Linked DNA regions of Homo sapiens: region 1 is linked to region 2. A link is an interaction called in ENCODE POLR2A ChIA-PET data of the cell type or tissue named here. Cell type or tissue: MCF 10A. All regions are shown on one strand. Links, peaks and the distances in the headings refer to the core of each region. The heading gives the core; the rest is flanking DNA. Region 1 overlaps GTF2IRD1 (GTF2I repeat domain containing 1). Region 2 overlaps GTF2IRD1 (GTF2I repeat domain containing 1).

Region 1 (11,793 bases), core at 1,996-9,995, 98 kb after region 2:
TTTAGAGATGGGGCCTTGCTATGTTGCCCAGGCTGGGCTCAAATTCTTGGGCTCAAGCAATCCTGCCTCAGTCTCCCAAAGTGCTGGGATTACAGGAATGAGCCACTGTGACCGGCCTAAATAAGATCTTAAGAGCAAACTTCAAACACTTTGGAAAACAACCTCTTAGCACTGAGAAGTATATGCTTAGCATCACAGCACTGAGCTAGATGGGCCCCTCATCTAACCACCTGCATGTCCATCTAGGGAAACCACGGCCCAGAGGCGTCAGACTGAACCCCAGATCTCTGCACACCCAACCCAGGCTCACAACATAATACAACTTGCTCTCCTGTGGGCTTAACAGCTACGCTGATTGCAAATTCTTTCCTATTCACCACAAAACATCCTTTAGGGAAATAAACTTTATTTCTTTGACGATGGGCAGTAATTCAGAGGTATCCGAATTTCAGCGCAAGACCTGATCTGTTTCCACGGTACATGTGTTTCCACTGACTCCTCCTGGGTGCCCCGTCTATTGGAAAAGGCATCAGACGTATGAGCAAACCACAAAGACACGCAACACCACGGTGGAATCTCGCAAGGATGATGAAAGAATCTGAGGTCACATGGTAGAATTCCATTTATGTAAGGTTCAAAAGGAGGCCACATTCTGAAGCCAGGAGATGGAACGGCGGTTATCGTGGTGGGTCAGGGAGAGTGGTAGTAACTGGAAGGGGGTGAGAGGGGCTTGTCAATGCTGTTTCTTGATCTGGGTGCTGGTTACCTGGGTAGTTTAGTGTGTGAACAGTTATCAAGGTGTTTCTCTTACAACAAATAACTTTGTTCTCAATGAAAAGTGTGCATAAGGCCAGAAACAGTGGCTCGCACCCGTAATCCCAGCACTTTGGGAGGCTGAGGCAGGAGGACCACTTGAGCCCAGAAATTTGAGACCAGCCTGGACAACACAGAGAGACCCTGACTCTACAAAAAATTTAAAATTTAGCCATGTGTGGTGGCACATGCCTGTCGTCCCAGCTACTCGGGAGGCTAAGGCAGGAGGATCACTTGATCCCATGAGGTTGAGGCTGCAGTGAGCCGAGATTGCATCACTGCACTCCAGCCTGGGATACAGAAGGAGGCCCGTCTCAAAAAAAAAAAAAAAAAAAAAAAGTTTTAGGAGACATCAGGTATTGGGACACCCAGTCAGATGACAGAAAAAAACAAACAAACAAACAGCAAAACTGTCCCTTTTTAATCCTGCCCTGCAACTACAGATGGTACAGTTCCGCCTAGAGGCAGGGCTCCACCTCCAGCCTCCTCTGGCCCCCTCACCCCATGCTGTCACTAGGGCAGGGGCTGCAAGAGCCAGCTGGGAATGTCACTGGAGACAAAACCCCACACCTGTGGTCGAGCTCTTCCCAGCCTAGCAGCCATGAGTTTCACACTAAATCCTGGCCCACCCCACAGAAGGGCCCTGGGTGCACACAGTCCTCCCAGCCAAGCGATTTGGTGACGCTGTGACGTGTTTCAGGAAGTTCAATTTTAACTCTGTTCCCACCCTTCGCTCCAGGACTTATAATTCTATAAATTAATCCTGAGTTAATTATCCCAAATGCAAAGATTTACATGCAAAGATGTTTCCCCAAAGCTTTCACTTGGTACATCCACAGATACACACACCCACATATAAACAAGGAGTAGGTGCAGGCAACCTGATGCCCAGCAGAGGCTGATTCCAACACTGGACAGGATGACCTCAGGGGCATACACAGTGCAGCCCGGGATGCAAACTCCAGACCGTGCATCTCAGGGTGGGATCCATGCCTGACTTTGCTTCCCTCTACTTTTCTGTATTTTCTAAGTCACCTAAGGTAAGTATTACTTTTACAATTTGGAAAGAAACAACAGAAACCTCATCCTTTAAAAACAAAAGCAGGCTGGGCGTGGTGGCTCACTCCTGTAATCCCAACACTCTGGGAGCCAGAGAAGCAGGAGGATTGCCTGAGGCCAAGAGTTTGAGACCAGCCTGGGCAACATCGCAAGACCCCATCTCTAACAAAAAATTTAAAATATGAGCCGGGCGTGGTGGCACGCGCCTGTCGTCACAGCTACTCAGAAAGCTGAGGTGGGAGGATGGCTTGAGCCCAGGAGTTCAAGAATGCATCGAACTGGGATTGCGCCACTGCACTCCAGCCTGGGCGATAGAGCAAGACCTCATTTCTAAAAAAATTTTCCTTTTAAATAAAAAATAGAGCAAAACAAAAAGCAAAACCAACCATCCAACACAGCTGCTCCACCCCATGACAGGAAAGTTGGCCCCAGGCGGGGGCAAAGGGGCAGTCCAGGAAGTACAGGGATTCATGCTGCCTTCCAAGGGGAAGTGAGGGAGCCGCCTGCCTCTTCCCTGGAGGGGCTGGGGGAAGCCGATCTGAGGCCTGGCCATGCGAAGCCCCATCTGCCCTTCATCTAGGCTTCTGGAAGGTAGGGCGTCCTTCCTCCACGTGGAGGACGGGATTTAGGAAAAGGGGCTGTCTCCTCTCAGCTCGGGCTGTGCATCAGGTACTAGGAGCACTCAAAGAGAGCCCCCAAACTCAGGTTTCTCCATTTCTCTCCCGTCCCCCGGGGCGGGCACGGAGGGACTCCGCCGCCGCCGGCAGTATGCGGGGTCCAGGCCGCCCCATGCCTGCTCTACCAGGAGGGGAGGCCAGGATCCGCCGGGCAGACGGCTCCGCGGTTCAGGTTTCCACCCTTGTTATTTAAAGCCTGAGCCTGGCTCCTGGCAGGCGGGCAGGGGCGGCCGCCTGCCTGCGTGACCAGGATGAGAAATCGCAGTCCTGACGCGGGCCTGCGTGCCTATGGCAACTGGCGTTGTGGCCTTGGAGACTAATCTCCGGGCTGTCAGCCGGCGGGGACTCTCCAGCAGGGCCACGGCTCCCTGCAAAGGCCCTTGGCTGGGGGATCGGACAAGGCTCTCTTCCAGTGGAGGAGGGGGCGCTTGCCCCTGCACTGGGGCCCCTGGCCAGGCTCACAGATCCACATGTTCCCACGGCCACAGCCTCCGTCACACACACACGTGGGGACAATCACAGGGGTGGGGACACAGCCACCAGCTCACAGGCACCAATACTCTCTCACACTGTGTCCCACACCGCACAGGGCCCAACAGCAGGTGCTCCTGCCCTTGAAGGATTCCCAGGCTGGCAGGGAAAATGACCAAAAAAATAGACTACTGGGAAAAAAAAAAAAGATTAAAACACAGTGCAAGGATTTGAGCTGAGTGATGGTTACATGAGTATACAAGTCGGGGGAAAATTCATCACACGGGATGCTTAAGATTTATGTACTTGGGCTGGGTGCGATGGCTCACGACTGTAATCCCAGCACTTAGGGAGGCCGAGGCGGGCAGATCACTTGAGGTCAGGAGTTTGAGACCAGCCTGGCCAACATGGCAAAACCCCGTCTCTACTAAAAATACAAAAATTAGCTGGGCATGGTGGACGCGCCTATAAGCCACTCAGGAGGCTGAGACAGGAGAATTGTTTGAACCCAGGATGGGGACGTTGCAATGAGCCAAGACCACGCCACTCCAGCCTAGATGACAGAGCAGGACTCTGTCTCCAAAAAAAAAAAAAAAAAAAAAAGATTCATGTACTCATGTACTTTACTGGAAGTAAATTATGCTTCAGTGAAAGATAAAAATAAGTGGCATGGAAGAAGCCCAGGACGGCGGGTGAGGCAGTCAGGGTGGGGCTTCCTGGAGGAGGTGACACCTGAGCTGCCGGGACCCTCCCAGGGGAGTTGGCGTTTGCAGGTGAGGAGGGGAGACAGGCACTGTGCCCAGGCCCTGCTCTTCTACAAGGGAGGCGCCTTCCCTGCCCCACCGCAGCACCCACCTCCCCTAGAAATAAATGCTGAATAAATAAAGACCTGTTTGAAGGAGTGCCAAATTACTGGCTGCCCAGGAAACCCAACCGCCAGCCTGGGCCGCCCACGTGTCCTGGTCGGGCCTGAGCGGGGCCAGAGGCTGTGGGAGTGGGTGGGTGGGTGGGGAACAAATCCAGCTCTGCATGGCTGGAGTGTGCAGGGCAGGGCAGGAAGTGGTGGGCAGAGACCAGCGTGGCCATTGGGGTGAGGCCAAGGATCTCGGAAGGTCAGCCTCGCTGCAGGGTGTGGGGCAGGGGTGAGACGTGGGCAGTGAGGGGGATCCCAGGAAGCTACGGCGGAGGAACTGTCGGGTCATGCTTGGAGTTGGGGAGCCAGGAGTTGCCAAGTCTCTGCGACAGCCCAGGCCAGAGACAGCCAGGCATGAAGCAGACAGCAGCAGGGGATGGAGGACGGGGCAGAGCTTTGGGACCAGGAGCTGGCGACGGGGGGTCCCAAGGGAGGCACCTGGAATGACCACCAGGTTTCTGATCCCAGGAGTTTGAGACCAGCCTGGGCAACATAGTGAGACCCCATCTCTATAATTTTTTTTTTTTTAATTAGCCTAGTGTGATAGCATGTGCCTGTAGTCCCAGCTACTCCAGAGGCTGGGGTGGGAGGGTTGCTTGGGCCCAGGAGGCAGAGGTTGCAGTGAGCCATGATCACGCTACTGCACTCCAGCCTGGACAATACAGCAAGACCCTATCTCAAAAAAAAAGGTGGGGCTGGTGGCTCATGCCTATAATCCCAGCACTTTGGGAGGCTGAGGTGGGTGGTTCAGTTGAGGCCAGGAGTTTGAGACCAGCCTGGCCAACATGGTGAAACCCCATCTCTACTAAAAGCATAAAAATTAGTTGGGCGTGGTGGCATGTGCCTGTAATCCCAGCTACTCAGGAGGATGAGGTGGGAGGATCGCTTGAGCCCAAGAGTTCTAGGCTACAGTGAGCTATGATCGCACCACTGCACTCCAGCCTGGGTGACAGAGCAAGACCCTGTCTCTAAACACACACACACACACACAATGCTCAAACTTTCCTCTCCCCACTGAGCAAAAGGGTGATGGTAATTCTACTGCTCTCAGCTCTGTGAGAGCCCCACGTGAGAATGTGTGAACAGGGCCTGGCGCTGGGCCTGGGGACACCAAGTGCCCGCTCACTTAACAGCAGTGATGACGGGGACGATTGCTCAAGCTGACATCACCCGCCGAGCTGCTGTCCACCCCTGACATCAGGTCCCGTGTTGCTCACAGTATATCTCTGTCCCTCCACGCAAGGGGCGGTTGGGGAGTGCTGGGTGGGAAATGCAGGCTTGGCACCCAGCTAGGGGTCAGGGAACCCGGGCATTTGGTGCCCCCAGTTCTGGCTGAGCCCCGGAGGCTTATCTGAGCTCATGTGCATGGTGCAGAAGTATTTATTTGTTCTCAGGCAGGCATCTGAAAAGCGTGGGGGCTGGGTGTCAGGAGACAGTGGGAGGAAACCAGCTCTGGGGCGGTGCCAACCCCTGGGGCCAGGCAGTGCAGGGGGGCCCTGGGATCCTGTCTCCCAAGAACCCTTCGCTTGCCAGACATAAACATGCCTTCTCAGAACAACACGGATGAGGAACATCAGGCCTTTTCTTGTCGGGAAAAGGCTGGACGGAAAAAAGCCCATTACTCGTGGGTGATCTAATCCTGGGGCGCTGGCTCACGGGGCCCCCAGCCCTGCCCGCCTGAGCCGGCTCACTCCCCGACCTCTACCCACCCATGCCCCTGCAACCACTGAGCCAACGGGTGAGGACAGGTGTCCCAGGGCAGGCTATGCCCTGCAGTGGGCTGGGGAACAGCCCACCTGCTATGTAAAACCTCAGCACTAGCACTGCCCCTCCCTGGGCCTCAGTTTCTCCATCTGTCAATGGAGAACCTGGGCTAGAAGTTGTCTGAGGGCCTTGCCATCCTTGGCCCCAGATGGAAGGATCCCCATGCCCCCTCCCTCCCCTGGCATCTGGCCTCCCCACCTGCCCTGACCTACTCCAAAGCATTCATTATAGTCACCCCATTCCAGTCACCCAGCCCTGCCCTGCCCCGTCCCACCCCAAATGCCCTCTGGCCCTCCCCGCACCTCTTTTTTTTTTGGACACAAAAAAAAAACTGTCGCCCAGGCTGGAGTGCACTGGTGCGATCTTAGCTCACTGCAACCTCTGTCTCTCAGGTTCAAGTGATTCTCCTGACTCAGCCTCTTGAGTAGCGGGGATTACAGGTGCGCACTGGCATGTGTGGCTAATTTTTGTATTTTTAGTAGAGATGGGGTTTCACCATGTTGGCCAGGCTGGTCTCAAACTCCTGGCCTCAAGTGATCCTCCCTCCTCAGCCTCCCAAAGTGCTGGGATTACAGGCGCGATCCACCACGCCCAGCCCCGTTCTTGCTTTAAACACTTGGATGCCCCATCTTCCAGAGCCCTTTCATCTTCTAGTCCCCATTCCAGAGGCTTCCCTATTTCCAGTCTTGGGCCTACCCACATCCTCAGCCCTTGTTCCCGTCTTTTAGATGCTGTGGGACGCTGACTAAGTGCTCATTTTCACCACACCTGTTAGGACCCAGTCCCTGAACGGGGGTGAATCAGGCCCACTCCTTGCCCTGGAGCTCCTGGGTGAGGAAAGAGAAGCTAAAGTTTATAAACGGTGACCAAAGATCATCAGCTCCTCATGTGGGGAGTGACCAGGCGTGGGCACATCCAGGATGGATGGCTGGCATCGGCCCAGGAGCACTGGCCCCAAAGGCTGGGTGGCTGTTCAGTGGGGAAGACTGGGGCCAAGGTCAGCTTGGGCAAAGGCTAGAGGCAGGAGAGTACGGTGGGGAACCGATGAAATCTGGGAGGTTCAGAGGCAGGCGGATCACTTAAGGTCAGGAGTTTGAGATCAGCCTGGCCAACACAGTGAAACCCCATCTCTACTAAAAATAAAAAAATTAGCCGAGCCTGGTGGCGTGCACCTGTATCCCAGCTACTTGGGAGGCTGAGGCAGGAGAATCGCTTGAACCCGGGAGGCAGAGGTTGCAGTGAGCCGAGATCGCACCGCTGCACTCCAGCCTGGGCGACAGAGTGAGACTCCGTCTCAAAAGAAAAAAAAAAAGGAGGTTCAGAAGGCTTCCAAGCGGGCGTGGAAGAGGCAGACATCCACCAGGAACTTGGGCTTGCCAGGCCAGGCTGGGCTGAGCCATGATTTAGTAATAAAAATAACAACTAGCTGCCATCAGCCCCTTCTCTGGGGCTTGGGCGGGACCCACCAGGCACCACCAGCCCACACCTACGCCATCCCATTTTACAGACAGGAGTCCAGAGCATCGGGATTAGTTGACTTGTAAGTGTCCACACCATCCAACTGCAAAATAGCCACACCCCCATCCCTCACCACCACCAGGCATTGGAGAAGAGGCTGTTTTGTACAGGTGTCTATCCGTTATCGGGTACCTGGACCACACCTGCCACCTCCACGCACACAGACATCTTGGCAGATGCTCATCAGTGGGTGCCGCCAGCCCATTCATTCATTCCACAAACACCAAAGCACCCACTGCAGGCCCAATGTGTACTCCAGATCAGGAATGTCACCAGACAGGCAGGATCAGGCCGCAGAGTCCAGGAAGTCCCCCGTCACCCCGGCGGGTGACTACGCATCAGACGGGTGGCTCACGTTAATGGCCTGGTCCCTGAGGAATGGCACCCCTTGTTTTGTAGCTGGGTGTGCGCATGCACACACATCCGGCCCTTTCTCTGAACACCTGCATTACTTCCACTTCTGCCCTCACCTGTCAGAAAAGCCTGGCCACCTGCATCCAACCTGGGCTTGCCCGAGCCTTGGCCAGGTGGTGCAATTTCATGAAGCGGCCCCTCCCCTTCCAAAACCCAGGGACAGAGCAACTTGGAGGAGTCCAGCCCGGGCCACACCCTCCCCTCCCTAGGGTACAGCAACAGATGGCAGGGCAGCCCCTCACCAAAACCCTGTAGTCTCAGGAACGTACATGAGGCCAGGCCCCAGGAGGTCTGGGTCTAGTGGAGGCTCAGCCTCGAGTGGCTGTGTGATGCTGGAGAACTTCCTTCCCCTCTCTGGGCCCCAGTACCCTCCAATGAAGACATATTAACACCCTGTCCCTTCCTCACAAAGTAGAGGTGGGAGGTGAGAGTCAGGCCCAATGGACAAGGGTTGAGTATCATTTTTCTTTTCTTTCTTTCTTTTTTTAAGAGACAGGGTCTCTTGCTCTGTCACCCAGCCTATGATCGCAATGGCGTGATCATAGCTCACTGCAGCCTCCAACTCCTGGGTTCAAGTGATCCTTCTGCCTCAGACTCCCAAGTAGCTGGGACTTAAGGTGTGTGCCATCGTGTCCAGCTACTTATTTTATTTTTTGTAGAGATGGAGTCTTGCTATGTTGCCCTGGCTGGTCTCAAACTCTTAGCCTCAAGTGATCGTCCCAAATCCTTCCTGAGTATCTGGGACTACAGGCACACACCACCATACCTGGCTAATTTTATTTTATTTTATTTTTTTTGTAGAGATGGAGTTTTGCTATGTTGCCAAGGCTGGTCTCAAACTCCTGGACTCAAGCAGTCTTCCCGCCTCAACCTCCCAAAGTGTTGGGATTACAGGCCCGAGCCACTGCTCCCAGCCAGATCCCTTTCCCTCAAAACCCCACCTGGGCCTCAGGGCTAGCTGGGCCTGGGATGACATTTCTGAGAAATCACAGTTGCGTTGCAGCCATCAGTGGCAGGAGCTGTGCTGCTGATGGGCATCTCGCAACCCACCTCAGCAACACTACAAACACAACAGTACTCTCCCCATTTTACAGATGAGGATGTAGAGGCTCAGAAAGGCTGAGCAACTCGCCCAAGGTCACACAGCACAAAGAGTCAGGGGCCAGCTTCAAAGTGAAGTCTGCTGGGATCTGGAGTAAACATGGCCCTGCACCCCTACAATGTCCCCTGCACAGCCCCCCAGGCATGGCTCACTGTCAACCACAATCCAGTCCCACTGTCCAGATGAGTGATTCACACACAAATATTTGCACCAAGATGGGAGTGGCTCTCCCATAGGCTCATTATTTATTCCAAACACATCTTTTCTGCCTGCCCTGCTAGAGGCAGAGGGGTTTCCCCACCAGGGGGGCTACAGTGAGACCTGAGGTGGGCTTCCTGCAGGCATTGTGAGTCCTGAAAACCAGAGGGGACCCCATAGGTAAGAAAATATCGTTTTCTTTTGAGACAGAGTCTCACTTCATTGCCCAGGCTGGAGTGCAGTGGCACGACCTCGGCTCAGTGGTTGAACTCACCTCCCGGGTTCAAGCAATTCTCCTGCCTCAGCCTCCCAAATAGATAGGATTACAGGTGCCCATCAGCATGCCCAGTTAATTTTTTTGTTTGTTTTTTTTTTTTGTATTTTTAGTAGAGATGGGGTTTCGCCACGTTGGCCAGCCTGGTCTCGAACTCCTGACCTCAGGTGATCCACCCGCCTCGGCCTCCCAAAGTGCTGGGATTACAGGTGTGAGCCACTGCGCCCAGCCTTAATTTTTGTATTTTTAGTACAGACGGGGTTTCATCAAGTTGGTCAGGCTGGTCTCGAACTCCTGACCTCAGGTGATCCGCCCAGCTCGGCGTGAGCCACTGCACCCAGCTGAAGATATCGTTTTCTGAGCCAAAAATAGGGCAGTGGGCAAGTGTCCTGTGCTACCAAGGTTGCGGGCTGTCCAGGATGGTGGGTGGGTTATGGACAGTTCCTGGAAGTGGGCAGGCTCACCACCCAGACCCCAGACTCCAGGAGGTTCAGTCTGCCTCCCCTCATCTGCAGGAGTGGGCACTAAACCAAGAAAATGGGAGCAATGAATCACGGGGTTCACAGCCAATAAGAATCCCCAAAGCCGTGCGCAGTGGCTCATGCCTGTAATCCCAACATTTTGGGAGGCCAAAGTGAGAGGATTACTTGAAGCCAAGAGTTTGAGGCTGCAGTGAGCTATGACTGTTCCACTGTACTCCAGCTTGGGCGACAGAGGAAGACCCTCTCTCAAAAAAAAAAAAAAGCCCTGAGCTGCCACCATGCAACCTCCACGCCCAACCTCACAGAAGTTTCCAGAGCTCTTGGCAGCCCCAGGCTGGTGGACACAGCAATACCAGAATAAACCAGGGGGCGGGACTACGTCCCTGAGACTGGGTTCCTCCCTTGGGAAGGGACACCGGCCAAGATCTCTCCCCTGCCCCCACCAGGTTCTCCTGGGGTCCTTCCCTTAGGAAGCTCTTCTGGTTGTCATCCCAACCAGGCTGACCCCAATTCTGCATTTGCTGGGATCTACCTGAACACATCATGAGGCTTGGGGGTTACTCCAGGTGATGTCAGGAGCTCCAAAGAGCAGAAACCAGTGCTCTGTTCTCCTGTCTGTCCCTGGGGGGCCATCAACCATTCTCACAGCTCCCCATAATCAACCACTTGCCAGCCTTCACCGCACTCTCTCCTCTCCTCCGCTGCGGTGTTGCAGATGCTCTGACCACTCTCCCTTCCCTACCCAACTCTGCCCTGTCCAGGGTACGCTGCAGCAAAGCCTCCCACCAGCTGTGGGGCCAGCTTGGGCCTGTCCAGCCTCCCGAACCAGGAGCAGGAGACAAGGGAGGCTCCAGAGGCATCTGCAGGAGGGCAAGGAGGCCCAGACCAAGAGTCATGGATGTGGATTGATTGATTGATTATTTATTTATTTATTTACTGAGGCAGAGTTTCGCTCTTGTTGCCCAGGCTGGAGGGCAGTGGTGCGATCTCGGCTCACTGCAATCTCCGCCTCCCGGGTTGAAGCAGTTCTCATGTCTCAGCCTCACAAGTAGCTGGGATTACAGGCACCCCCCGCCATGCCTGGCTAAATTTTTTTTTGTATTTTTAATAGAGATGGGGTTTCACCACGTTGCCCAGGCTGCTCTCGAACTCCCGACCTCAAGTGATCCTCCTGCCTCGGCCTCCCAAAGTGCTGGGATTACAGGCGTGAGCCACTGTGCCCGGCCAGATGTGGTTTTAGATCTTGATCCTCGTAACTCTAGAACCTTAGTCAAGTGTCTTCCCAGCCCTGGGCCTCAGTTTCCCCATCTGAAAAAGAGAAGAGGCCAGTATATTCTGAGGTTCCCTCCAGTTCTAACATTCTATGGCTCCCTCCATCCAAGAAGCTCGGGAAACCCCAAGAGGGGTTAGGATGTCCAAGGAAGGGAAAGAGGGGGGCCCCACTGCAGCACCTGGCCCCGGCCCTATGCACAACTCAGGTTGGCCAACTTGACAGACCAAAACTCACCATTGGTAGAAGGGATGGTGGCACCAACTAGAACAAATGAGATGGTGAACTCCAAGTGGAGTTACTCTGGAAAGGCCAGTTCCAGGCCAGGCCCCTTTTTACCTGGAGTGTAATATACATGCAATAAAATTCATTCTTTCTGACATACAGTTCTATGAGTGTTCTGTTTTGTTTGTTTGTTTGTTTGTTGTTGAGACAGAGTCTCATTCTGTCGCCTAGGCTGGAGAGCAGTGGCGCCATCTCGGCTCACTGCAGACTCCGCCTCCCGGATTCAAGCAATTCTCCTGCCTCAGCCTCCTGAGCAGCTGGGATTACAGGCACCCACCACCATGCCTGGCTAATTTTTGTAATTTTAGTAGAGACAGAGTTTCACCACATTGGCCAGGATGGTCTCAATCTCCTGACCTCATGATCTGCCCGCCTTGGCCTCCCAAAGTGTTGGGATTACAGACGTCAGCCACCGCACCCGGCCGTTTTTTTTGTTTTTTTTTTTGTTTTTTTTTTTTTTTTTAAATATTTCAAAAAGATAGAGACAGGGGTCTTGCTATGTTACCCAGTAAACATAGTTTGGTCTCAAACTTCTGGGCTCAAACCACCCTCC
Region 2 (11,793 bases), core at 2,494-10,493:
TCCTCTTTCCCAACAGAGCCAGGCTCCTGCCACCACCACCAGGTCGCCACCAGGGAGTTCCCCAAGGACTGCTGTGGGCAGTGGTGGCCTCGGCCTCAGGTGGGGCAGGGCAGCTCCAGCATGCCCGGTCACCTTTGAGTCTAATCTGCTCACGGGAAAAACACGGATCAGAGAATCGCCTCAGAGAGCTGCTGAGGACACTGCAGGGGCAGGAGCAATACCGGGCCCTTCAAGGCCAGGGTCACAAGCCCAGTGGTCTACCCAAGACTGATTGCCTGGGTTCAAATCCCAGCTCTGCAATCAGCTCGCGACCCTGGGCAAGTCCCTGAACCACTCGATGTCCTCATCTGTAAAGCAGCAATGGGCCGGGCATGCGGTGGCTCATGCCTTTCATCCCAACACTTTGAGAGGCCAATGTGGGTGGATCAGCTGAGGTCAGGAGTTCAAGACCAGCCTGGCCAACATGGTGAAACCTCATCTCTACTACTAATAAAAAAAAATTAGCCGGGCATAGTGGCGGGTGCCTGTAATCCCAGCTACTTGGGAGGCTGAGGCAGGAGAATCACTTGAACCCGGGAGGCGGAGGTTGCAGTGAGCCGAGATGGCGCCACTGCACTCCAGCCTGGGCAACAAGAGCAAAACTCCGTCTCCCCCCAACCCCCCCCAGAAAAGGGGGTTTAGTTTACCGTCCGGAACACCAAGTCAGCAAACCTATTCTCGGGAGGACCTGCCTGAGCTCCCCTGAACCCAGGCTGGCTGTAAAGACACCCACAGTTGCAAACATTTCAGAGTGTTCTCTGTTTGGAAATGTCATAGTTAGGACTCAGTGTGTGTAGGGTTTCACCTTCATGTTTCTGCCCCCAGTGCTGTGCAGAAAGTCCTGCTGAAAGAACCCATCCCCGCAGCAGCGACCTCCTGCCCACTGCCCCTGGACAGTGACACCTTTGGTGGACAGGCCTTCCCTTGACATTTTTCCTGCCCCCCTCCTGCTCATTCTGTTCTTCGGTCTCCTCTCTCTCTTTAACGCTGGCTGGGCAACTCTCATCTTATCTTTACCAGTCTGCTGTCTGTTAGCCCAAGGAGTAACTGAAATTTGCCAAGGGGGAAAAAAAAAAGACAACCAAGCTCACTGAATCACAGCCATGCTATGTACACAATTTTAAACCAACTGGCTCGGGTGGTGCCTGGGCTGGCTCCACGGCTCTCTCTCGGGGCAAAGTGCAAGAGCCCTGGCCAGCCCTGACTCTCCCCGCCTAGTTAGAGGACTTCAGCTCAGACTGACGACCTCACGTTGGTAATTACGACCATTCACAGCAGGGAGACGCAGCCAGCGAAGGGCAAGGGCGGTTTAGAGGGGAGAGACTGCGATCTGTAGCAGAAGCGTGGGATAATGGTCCTTCTCTCCCCTCCTGAACCACTTCACAGAGCCCCAACTCCCTGCCAGGCCCGGGCAGAGTTCACGGCTGCAGCGATTGCACCACTGCATTCCAGCCTGGGTGACAGAGTGAGACCCGGTCTCGAAAAAATAAAAAAGCTACATTCAGGTTCAGCTTTTAACCCCTTGTAGGGCCTGCGCACAGGTTTAGCAGGAATTCCATCAGCTCCATTTCATGGATGAGATAACTGAGGCCTGGAGAGAGGAGGGCCAAGCTGCAGCGGGGCAGAGACCTGTGGACCTGTGCCCAGGCCAGTGCTCATGAGCCTGTGGTTCTTCTGCCATCCCAGACCTGCACCTGGACACTGCGTGCAGGAGGGACCCTTAAGGCTTGACCCATTTTGATCCCCCTTTTCCCCACTGTATGCAGGCATTCAAGCAGGGGCTTGTCCAATCCATCCCCTACCACAGCCTGCCCTATCCAATTTCCTTCAAAAACTCATGATTTAAAAAAAAATGTAGCCTGGGCAACATAGCAAGATCCCATCTCTATAAAAATGGAAAAATTAGCTGGGCATGGTGGCCCACACCTGTAGTCCCAGCTACTGGACTCTAGCCGGAATGACAGCAAGACACTGTCTCTACCAAAAACCCATTTTACAAAGGGAACTGTAGTTTTTTTTTTTTTTTTCTTAAGATGGAGTCTTGCTCTGTCGCTCAGGGTGGAGTGCGGTGGCGTGATCTGGGCTCACTGCAACCTCCGCCTCCCAGGTTCCAGCAATTCTCCTGCCTTAGCCTCCTAAGTAGCTGAGACTACCGGCACGAGCCACCACGCTTGGCTAATTTTTGTATTTTTAGTAGAGACGGGGTTTCATCATGTTGGTCAGGCTGGTCTTGAACTCCTGACCTCAGGTGATCCGCCTGCCTCGGTCTCCCAAAGTGCTGGGATTACGGGCATGAGCCACTGCGCCTGGCCTTCTTCCTCTTCCTTTTCAAAAAAAATTTTTTTTTAGAGATGTAGTCTCATTTTGTCACCCATGCAGTAGTGCGATCCTAGCTCACTGCAGCCTTGACCTCATCCTCCTGCCGCAGTCTCCTGAGTACATGGGCCTACAGGTGCATACCACCACGTCTGGCTAATTTTAACATTTTTGTAGAGACAGGATCTTGCTATGTTGCCCAGGTTGATCTCAAACTCCTGGCTTCAAGCAATTCTTCCGCCTCAGCCTCCCAAAGTGTTGGGATTACAGGGGCGAGTCACCAGGCTGGGCCTTAAACTTTTTAACGGATCTATGCTTCTCCTCCTCTGCTTTTTTTTTTTTTTTGAGACAGGATCTCGCTCTGTTGCCCAGGCTGGAGTGCAGTGGCATGATCTCAGCTCACTGCAACCTCTGCCTCCTGGGCTGAAGCGATCCTCCCGCCTCAGCCTCTTGAATAGCAAGCATGCCACCATGCCTGGCTAATTTTTTTGTATTTTTAGTAGAGATGGGGTCTTGCCATGTTGCCCAGGCTGGTCTCAAACTCCTGAGCTCAAGGGATCCTCCCGTCGTGGCCTGCCACAGTGCTGGGTTTACAGACATGAGCCATCGTGCCCGGCTATAAGTGTTAATTGCATTCTTAGTAACAGCAAAACAATGGAAGCAGCCCAATCCCCAAGGAGGGGAGAGAGAGGAATTGCATCATGGTAAAATTCCACTCAATGGAAGATTATAGAGCCATGAGAACTAAGAAGCTACAGCTACACACTTCAGCATTATGTCAACCAAAGCTAAGTGGAAAACAGCAAGTCCCAGACTCTATTCAATAACACGCCTTTGTCATAAAAGTAAAATTATAGGCTGGGCGCGGTGGCTCATGCCTGTAATCCCAGCATTTTGGGAGGCTGAGGCGGGTGGATCGTGAGGTCAGGAGATGGAGACCATCCTGGCTAACACAGTGAAACCCCGTCTCTACAAAAAATTAGCTGGGCGTGGTGGCGGGCACCTATAGTCCCAGCTACTCGGAAGGCTGAGTGAGGCAGGAGAATCACTTGAACCTGGGAGGTGGAGGTTGCAGTGAGCCAAGATCACACTACTTCACTCCAGCCTGGGCGACAGTGCGAGACTCCGTCTCAAAAAAAAGAAAGTAAAATTATAAGCAAAATGAAATAATTTTTGTTTAGGCAAACATTACATGCAATAAAATAATTTTTAAAAAATTAACCCGTGAGCCTGGCGTGGTGGCTCACACCTATAATCTCAGCACTTTGGGAGGCCGAGACAGGAGGATCACTTGAGGGCAGGAGTTGGAGACCAGCCTTGGGTAACATAGAGAGACTCTGTCTACAAAAAATTTAAAAGTAGCTGGTACAGTGGCACCCAGCTATAGTCCCAGCTACTTGGGAGGCTGATGCGGGAGGATTGTTTGAGCCCAGGAGTTGGAGGTTACAGTGAGCTATGTGATAGTGTCACTGCACTCCAGCCTATCTCTACAAAAGTAAAAAATAAAATATGAGCTGGGCATGGTAGCACGTGTGCTTGTAGTCCTAGCCACTCGAGGGGCTGAGGTGGTAAGGATGGTTTGAGCCTAGAAGGTCCAGGCTGCAGTAAGCTATGACTGTGCCACTGCACTCCTGCCTGGGCAAGAGGGAGACTGTCTTTAAAAAAAAAAAAAATTAAAAAAGAAATCAACCAGTGAAAAATGATTATATCATGGAGGAGAACAGGCATAGAAGACAGTTTTGGAAATTTGAATAAAGACCATGTATTAGATGACAGGGAATTATTAAGTTGTATAAGTACGATGATGCTATTGTGAGTATGTAAGATAACAGTGTTTTCTTAGGAGATGTGCATTGAAACATTTAGGCACGAAGAGTCAAGATGTTTGCACCTTACTTCAAATAGAGAAAAAGAAAGAGAAATTATGTGTGTGCGCGTGTGTGTGAGAGAGAAAGCAGGGAAAATTGGCAATATGCTAAGAATTACTGAACCCAGCTGGGCGCGGTGGCTCACGCCTGTAATCCCACCACTTTGGGAGGCTGAGGCGGGTGGATCGCTTGAGGCCAGGAGTTCAAGACTAGTCTGGCCAACATGGCGAAATCCCGTCTCTACTAAAAATACAAAAAATTAGCTGGGATAGGTGGTGCACGCTTGTAGTCACAGCTACTCAGGAGGCTGAGGCAGGAGAATTGCTTGAACTCAGGAGGCAGAGCTTGCAGTGAGCCGAGATTGCGCCACTGCACTCCAGCCTGGGCGACAGAGCAAGACTCCATCTCAAAACAAACAAACAAATAAAAAAAATGCCCAACCCATCACGGGCACTTGGTAACTCAGAGAATCTGAGCTCTTCTGTGCCAGGCACTGCTCTTTGATCTTTGCATGGATTCATTCATTTAATCCTTAAAACAGGGGGCCGTGCTCAGTGGCTCACACCTGTAATCCCAGCACTTTGGAAGGCCAAAGTGGGCAGATCACTTGAGGTCAGGAGTTTGAGACCAGCCTGGGCAACATGGTGAAACCCTGTCTCTACTACAAATACAAAAATTAGCCGGGCATGTTGGCATATGCCTGTAATCCCAGCTACTCAGGAAGCTGAGGCAGGAGAATTGCTTGAACCTGGAAGGCGGAGGTTGCAGTGAGCTGAGATCGCGCCACTGCACTCCAGCCTGAAGACTCTGTCTCAAAAAAAAAAAAAAAAAAAAAAAAAAAAAAAAGACAAGGAAATAGATTTTCCCCTAGAGCCTCCAGAAGGATCAGCCCTGCTGACATCTTTTTTTTTTTTTTTTCTTGTAGCCCAGGCTGGAGTGCAATGGCACGATCTCAGCTCACTGCAAACTCCGCCTCCTGGGTTCAAGGGATTCTCTTGCCTCAGCCTCCCGAGTAGCTGGGATTACAAGTGCGCACCACCACACCTGGCTAATTTTTGTATTTTTAGTAGAGATGGGGTTTTACCACGTTGGCCAGGCTGGTCTCGAACTCCTGATCTCAAGTGATTCGCCCGCCTCAGCCTCCCGAAGTGCTAGGATTACAGTCGTGAGCCACTGCACCTGGCCCCTGACACCTTGACATTAGCCTTGGAAGACTCATTTCAGACTTCTGATCTCCAAAACTGTAAGGCAATAAATTTGTGTTGTTTGAAGCCACTACGTTTAGGTAATTTATTTATTTTTTTGAGACAGGGTCTCACTCTGTTTCCCACGCTGGAGTTCAGTGGCACAATCGTGGCTCACTGCAGCCTGACCTCCTGAGCTCAAGTCATCCTCCCACCTCAGCCTCCCTAGTAGCTGGGACCACAGGTGTGCACTACGTGCAGCTATTTTTTTTTTTTTAGAGATGGGGTCTTGCTATGTTGCCCAGGCTTGTCTCGAACTCCTGGGCTCAAGTGACCCTTCTGTCTCAGCCTTCCAGAGTGCTGGCGTGAGCCACTGGACCCGGCCTGTTTTAAGGCTTGAAATACCAGTTATAAATTCATGATTCCCCAAATCATATCTCAAGCCTGGACTGCTCCCCTGAGCCCCAACTTGCTTCCAACTTCGACTGGATGAGACCCCAGATTGAACACGCCTGATCCGCCACCTCCTGCCCCACCAGCTTCTCCTGCATCTTCCCTGTCTCCACCCACAGCACCTCCGTCCTTCCCCAAGTTCAGCCTGAACCTCTGAAGTCAAAGTCAGCTCCTCATTTTCTCACAGCTTATATCAGCACATTCTGTTGGCTTCAGCCAACTCACCTAAGAGTGGGTGACTCACCACCCCACTGCCGCCACAGGCGTCGCCTGGATTATTACAACCTCCTTATGTCTCTCCACCCTTGTCTGTCCTCAAGCCAGCAACCAGAGGGATTCTGTTAAAACAAGCTGGATCCTGTTACCCTCTGCTCAGAACTGCACCGACTCTAAGCTCACTCTGAGCAAAAGTCAAAATCCTTATCTGGCCATGTACCATCTTCCCTGTCCATCTCCATCTCATCTCTCACTTCCCCTGACCTTCCTCTGATACCTTGGCAGGTGACCTCAGGGGCTTTGCAGCTGCTGTTCTCTCTGCCTGCAATGCTGTTCCCTGCTGCCCCTTCAGGCCTTTAAAACTAAGGCCTCCTTCTGGTCATCACCTAAATAATGTTGCAATCTCCTAAAAATAAATACAATTGCTCCCATGGTTTACGCTTTGCAGATTTTCTGTTTATCCCCCCGCCCCACCATGTAGGCTCCGTGAGGCTGGGTTTTTTTTGTTTTTTTGTATTTTGAGACGGAGTTTCGCTCTTGTTGCCCAAGCTGGAGCGCAATGGCGCAATCTCGGCTCACTGCAACTTCCACCTCCCGGGTTCAAGCGATTCTCCTGCCTCAGCCTCCCAAGTAGCTGGGATTATAGGTGTGTGTCATGATGCTGGGCTAATTTTTTGTATTTTTAGTAGAAACGGAGTTTCACCATGTTAGCCAGGCTGGTCTCAAACTCCTGACCTTAGGTGATCCGCCCACCTCAGCCTCCCGAAGTGCTGGGATTACAGACGTGAACCACTGCACTCAGCCGGGTTTTTTTTTTTTTTTAATCAGTGTTGATTAAAAGTCCAGCATAGGCCGGGCACGGTGGCTCACATCTGTAATCCCAGTACTTTGGAAGTTAGAGGTGTGTGGATTACTTGAGCCCAGGAGTTCCAGACCAGCCTGGGAAACATGGCAAAACCCCGTCTCTACAAAAAAATACAAAAATTAGCCTGGCACGGTGGTGCACGCCTCCAGTCCCAGCTACTTGGGAGGCTGAGGCAGGAGGATCACTTGAGCTTAGGGAGGTCGAGGATGCAGTGAGCCGTGATCGTGCTACTGCACTCCAGCCTGAGTGACAGAGAGAGACCCTGCCTTAAAAAAAAAAAAAAAAAAAAATTCCAGTATCTAGGCCCGGTGTAGTGGCTCACGCCTGTAATCCCAGCACTTTGGGAAACCAAGGCGGTGAGATCCCTTGAAGCCAGGAGTTCTAGACCAGCCTGGGCAATGAAGCAAGATGCTGTCCTACAAAAATATTAAATAAGAATAATGAGGCCGGGCTCAGTGGCTCACACCAGTAATCCCGGCACTTTGGGAGGTCGAGGCAGGTGGATCACCTGAGGTCAGGAGTTCGAGACCAGCCTGGCCAACATGGTGAAATCCAGTCTCTACTAAAAATACAAAAAAAAAAAAAAAAAAAAAAATTAGCTTGGTGTGGTGGTGCATGCCTGTAATCCCAGATGCTCAGGAGGCTAAGGCAGGAGAATTGCTTGAACCCGGGAGGCGGAGGTTGCAGTGAGCTGAGATTGCACTGCTGCACTCCAGCCTGGGCAATAAGAGCGCAACTCTGTCTCAAAGACAAAACAAAACAGAAACAAACAAAAAGAATAATGAAATAATAATAAAAGACCAGTATCTGGCACAGTGCTGGCCCCAGTGAGACACCTGGGCCTGTGCACAAATGAGTGACTGCACCTGCGCCCCCAAGGCCTCTGTTGGGGCCACACGAAGTCTGCTGTGGGTGGTGCTGAGCCCTCTCCATGACACGAAGGTTCTTAGAGGGCTAGGCCTGCATGGCCCCCAACCTCCACCTCCCTCCTCTTTTGTCCCCACACCCCTCCCCACAAGGCTGGAAGGATCGGGTACACCCAGTAAACCACATGTGCTGAGCCATGGTTACCACCCTGCCCCTGCTCTACTTCTATGGCTCAGACACACGCATCAGCTTCTGTTCTGCACAAGGTGCCTGGCGACCCCTCGGTGCTGATCTCATTCCAGCCCAAATAAAGGTGCTGGTTGCTCTTGTCAGCTTGGGTGGTCTTCGCTGGGGAAAGGGTTTCTGGGAGGCTTTCTGGGATGTTGCAAAAGACTCTAAAGGCGCCCCCAACCCTGCTCCCTTTCGGGTCCGGAAAGCCCCTGTCTATTTTAAATTTTAATCGTTTTTTTTTTTTTTGAGAGAAGGTCTTGCTCTGTTGCCCAGGCTGGTGGGCAGTGGCACGATCACGGCTCACCACAGCCTCAACCTCCTGGGCTCAAGTGAGCCTCTTGCCTTAACCTCCTGAGTAGCTGGGACTACAGGCATGTGCCCTCATGCCTGGCTCATTTTTTGTCAAGATGGGATTTTGCCATGTTGCCCAGGCTGGTCTCGAACTCCAGGATTGCTCAAGCAATCCGCCTGCCTCAACTTCCCACAGTGCTGGGATGACAAGTGTAAGCAACCGCACCCAGCCTGGAAGCCCATCTAATAAAGGCTAAAAACCTTGGAGTTCCCTTCCCCGACGTGTGGAAGGTTGGGGGGCAGAATGGTGTTGCAATGACCCCAGCTAAGTCCCCACCAGCCAGAAAAGGGCAGGGTCTCCCCAACATGCCATCATTTCATGGCCCACTCTGCCACTTCAGAAGAAAGGAGGCGTCGGGCCAACTCTGGGCCCGGCAGTAGGGCGTCTCGTCTGCCCACAAAGGCCTCCAAGCCCCGCCCCGCAGATGCCAGCTCTCCCTGGGAAGGCAGAAGGGAGATCATTACTGAACCCTAATTAACAAAGACAAGCAGAGATAATTCAGTGGAGAAACATGTGGCTGGCGCTGGAATTGTGATATCTTTAGAAACTTGAGAAAGGGTGGCTTTATTTTGAGCTTTCAAGAGCTCAAGACAGAGTTGGAAGGGTAGAGAGGGGGTGGGGAAGGCTGAGAGAGGGAGGCAGGGGCCAGAGGGTGTGTGCCTGTGTGTGATTGGCGACAAGGAAATGACTCTCAAGTCTTGGGCAGCAGAAGGGAGGATCATGGAGGATGTCCTTGTTCTGTATCACGTCAAAGAAATGGAGACCCAAAGACAGTTAACTCATCCAAGATCAAAGACAGTAAGTTAACTTATCTAAAATCAGAGACAAGCAAGTTAACTTATCCAAGATCAGAGATAGTAAGTTGACTTATCTAGATCAGAGATGGTAAGTTAACTTATCCAAGATCACAGGTAGCAAGTTAACTTATCCAAGATCAGAGATAGCAAGTTAACTTATCCAAGATCAGAGATAGTAGGTTAACTTATCCAAGATCACACAGCTCAGAAGTGATGGTACTTCTTCCTGAGAAGGCAAAAAGGGACCTGTTCCTGTGCCTGCCGCTCTTCAGTCCCTCCCCATGTCCACCCCAGTACCCTCTGCAGAGGTCAGTCCTACACTAGCATCCAGGCCTGGCTCAGGTCATCCTCTCCAGGAAGCCCATCCCACCATAGCACCCACTGGGTGACAGGAGACCCCACAGAAGAGAGAGGCTTAGCAGGAGATCAAAGAGGACAATGACAAGTGGTGCTACTGTATTTGAGGCTTCTGGCTTTTCTCCACTTGTACCCCCTGAAAAGGGATCACAGCCCTGTGCCTGGCAGGCATTTCACCCACAGCTGAGCTTCTCAAAATGGGCCTCAAACAATTCTGGTGGGGGTGAGAGGTGAGTGTAAGTGGAATGATCTTCCTCGGTGGCATGTAATTTTTTTTTTTTGAGACAAGGTCTCACTCTGTTGCCCAGGCTGGAGTACAATGACAAAATCATAGCCCACTACAGCCTCCAACTCCCAGGGTCAAGGGATCCTCCCACCTCAGCCTCCTGAGTAGCTGGGACTATAGGCACACGCCACCATGCCTGGCTAATTTTTTATTTTTTGTCGAGACAGGATCTCTTTATGTTTCCCAGGCTGGTTTCGAACTCCTGGATGCAAGTGACCCTCCTGCCTTGGCCTCCCAAAGTGCTGGGATTACAGGCGTGAGCCACTGTGCCCAGCTAGCAGCATGTAATTTGACATAGTTCCTTAAACTGAGATGAAAGTGGAACGTTTACAGAGGAGACGATGTGGGGATGTCCTAGATAAAACTGGAGCCCACCAAGAGCTTGGCCCCGACCAGTGGGGCTGTACGGGTTCCTCCGCTATGGGGACGTCAGCAGAAGAGCTTACCAGGGCCAGGCCTGAAGGGCCCTGTCCATGCTGCAAAGCCAGGCCTCCCAGGCTGTCCCCGCTCCATCCTGGCCAGTCTCTCTGCCTCACCACCTCCCACTCATGACAGCCCATCCCTCCTTCTCACCTGGTCATGCACTCCAGGGTGGCCCCAGGGGAGGCAGACGTGGCGTGGGCAATTCTTCTCATTTTACAAGTAGGGAAACTGAGGCCCAGGTAGGCAAGCCTGACTTGCTGGAGTCACACAGGAAGTTGGCAGCTCTGCCACATCCCTGGGGTCTGGAGCCCCTGCTCTGGGGAAGGAGAGGTGGGGCGCTGCCTTCCCACAGTCCCCTCAAGCTGGCAGGGACTGCTGTACCCCCAGGGTGAGAGGAGAACTAAAAGGAGCGGAAGCTGGCCTGGGTCCGGGGAGAGCCCTCGTGTTTGCCCAAAAGGGAACTGGAGAAGGGTGGCTGGGCCCATACGCAGGGAGGAGCTGTGGGGAGCTGGTGGCGGGGCAGCAAAGAGAAGTGGATTTGGTGGGTAGAGGGGCCCCTCCTTGGTTTTAGTCCTCCCCACAGCCCCTCCAAAACCGGCAGGGCTCTCTTGTCCCTTTCTCCTCTCCTGCAGCAAGCCCTATAGGAAGCGGCCTCTCTAGTGAGTGGCAGCTCAACCTCTGCTTAAATGCCTCCAGTGACGGGGAGTTCACTACCTTCCAAAGCTTTTAAAAAACGTTAACCACTGCTATTCAAGAACAATTCTAGAATTTTTTTTTGAAAGACAAGGTCTCATTCTGTCTCGCAGGCTAGAGTGCAGTGGTGTGATCACAGCTTACTGCAGCTTTGACTTCCTGGGCTCAAGCGATCCTCCCTCCTCAGCCTCCCGAGTACCTGAGACTACAGATGTGTGCCACAACACTGGCTCAATGTTTTCATTTTTTGTAGAGACAGGGTCTCACTATGTTGCCCAGGCTGGTCTCCTGGCTTCAAGCAATCCTCCTGCCTTGGCCTCCCGAAGTGCTGGGATTACAGGCAATGAGCCACTGTGTCTGGCTTTTTTTTTTTTTTTGAGACAGAGTCTTGCTCTGTCACCCAGGCTGGAGTGCAGTGGTGTGATCTCAGCTCATTGCAACCTCTGCGTCTCAGGTTCAAGCGATTCTCCTGCCTCAAGCTCCCGAGTAGCTGGGATTACAGGCGTCCGCCACCATGCCTGGCTAATTTTTGTATTTTTTGGTGGAGACAGGGTCTCACCATGTTGGCCAGGCTGGTTTCGAACTCCCGACCTCAGGTGATCTACCCGCCTCAGCCTCCCAAAGTCCTGGGATTACAGGCTGAGCCACCGCGCCCGGCCCTGCTGTTGCTTCTGAGGTTTGAAAACCGCTGCCTCAATGCTCCTGACTCAGCTCTTCTTACCCAAAGGTTCCCCCACCTCGTCTACTCTGTTCCTGCACAGTCGCCCTTTCCTCCGATGCCCCGGGCAGGTCTCTCTCTGCCAGCTCCACGCTTCTGAGAGGCCCCCAGCCTGCCTGCCACCCTGC

Evidence for each region. ChIA-PET counts read pairs that join two places held together with the same protein. Peaks named below come from ENCODE experiments on the same cell type or tissue, not always from the same donor. Only the 100,000 strongest peaks of a DNase experiment are listed, where the experiment ranks them.
Region 1: POLR2A ChIA-PET joins it to region 2 with 13 read pairs; 8 of 35 experiments call an interaction of 5 or more read pairs at or near these places.

The regions. Positions count from the first base shown.
Region 1 is chr7:74,471,583-74,483,375 of GRCh38, reverse strand. All of the region lies in intron 1 of GTF2IRD1 (GTF2I repeat domain containing 1), which reads right to left. Among named protein-coding and RNA genes, the nearest start is that of GTF2IRD1, 24 kb to the right of the region's middle. RefSeq lists enhancers at 2,828-2,877, 2,888-2,937, 2,988-3,037, 4,298-4,880, 4,881-5,462. In MCF 10A, for the core only: no CTCF peak of the experiment used is centred there; DNase peaks (open chromatin) are centred at 2,205, 3,975, 5,065, 5,385 and 2 weaker places.
Region 2 is chr7:74,569,894-74,581,686 of GRCh38, reverse strand. All of the region lies in intron 22 of GTF2IRD1 (GTF2I repeat domain containing 1), which reads right to left. Among named protein-coding and RNA genes, the nearest start is that of MIR10525, 20 kb to the left of the region's middle. RefSeq lists a silencer at 1-207 and an enhancer at 170-671. In MCF 10A, for the core only: no CTCF peak of the experiment used is centred there; a DNase peak (open chromatin) is centred at 6,126.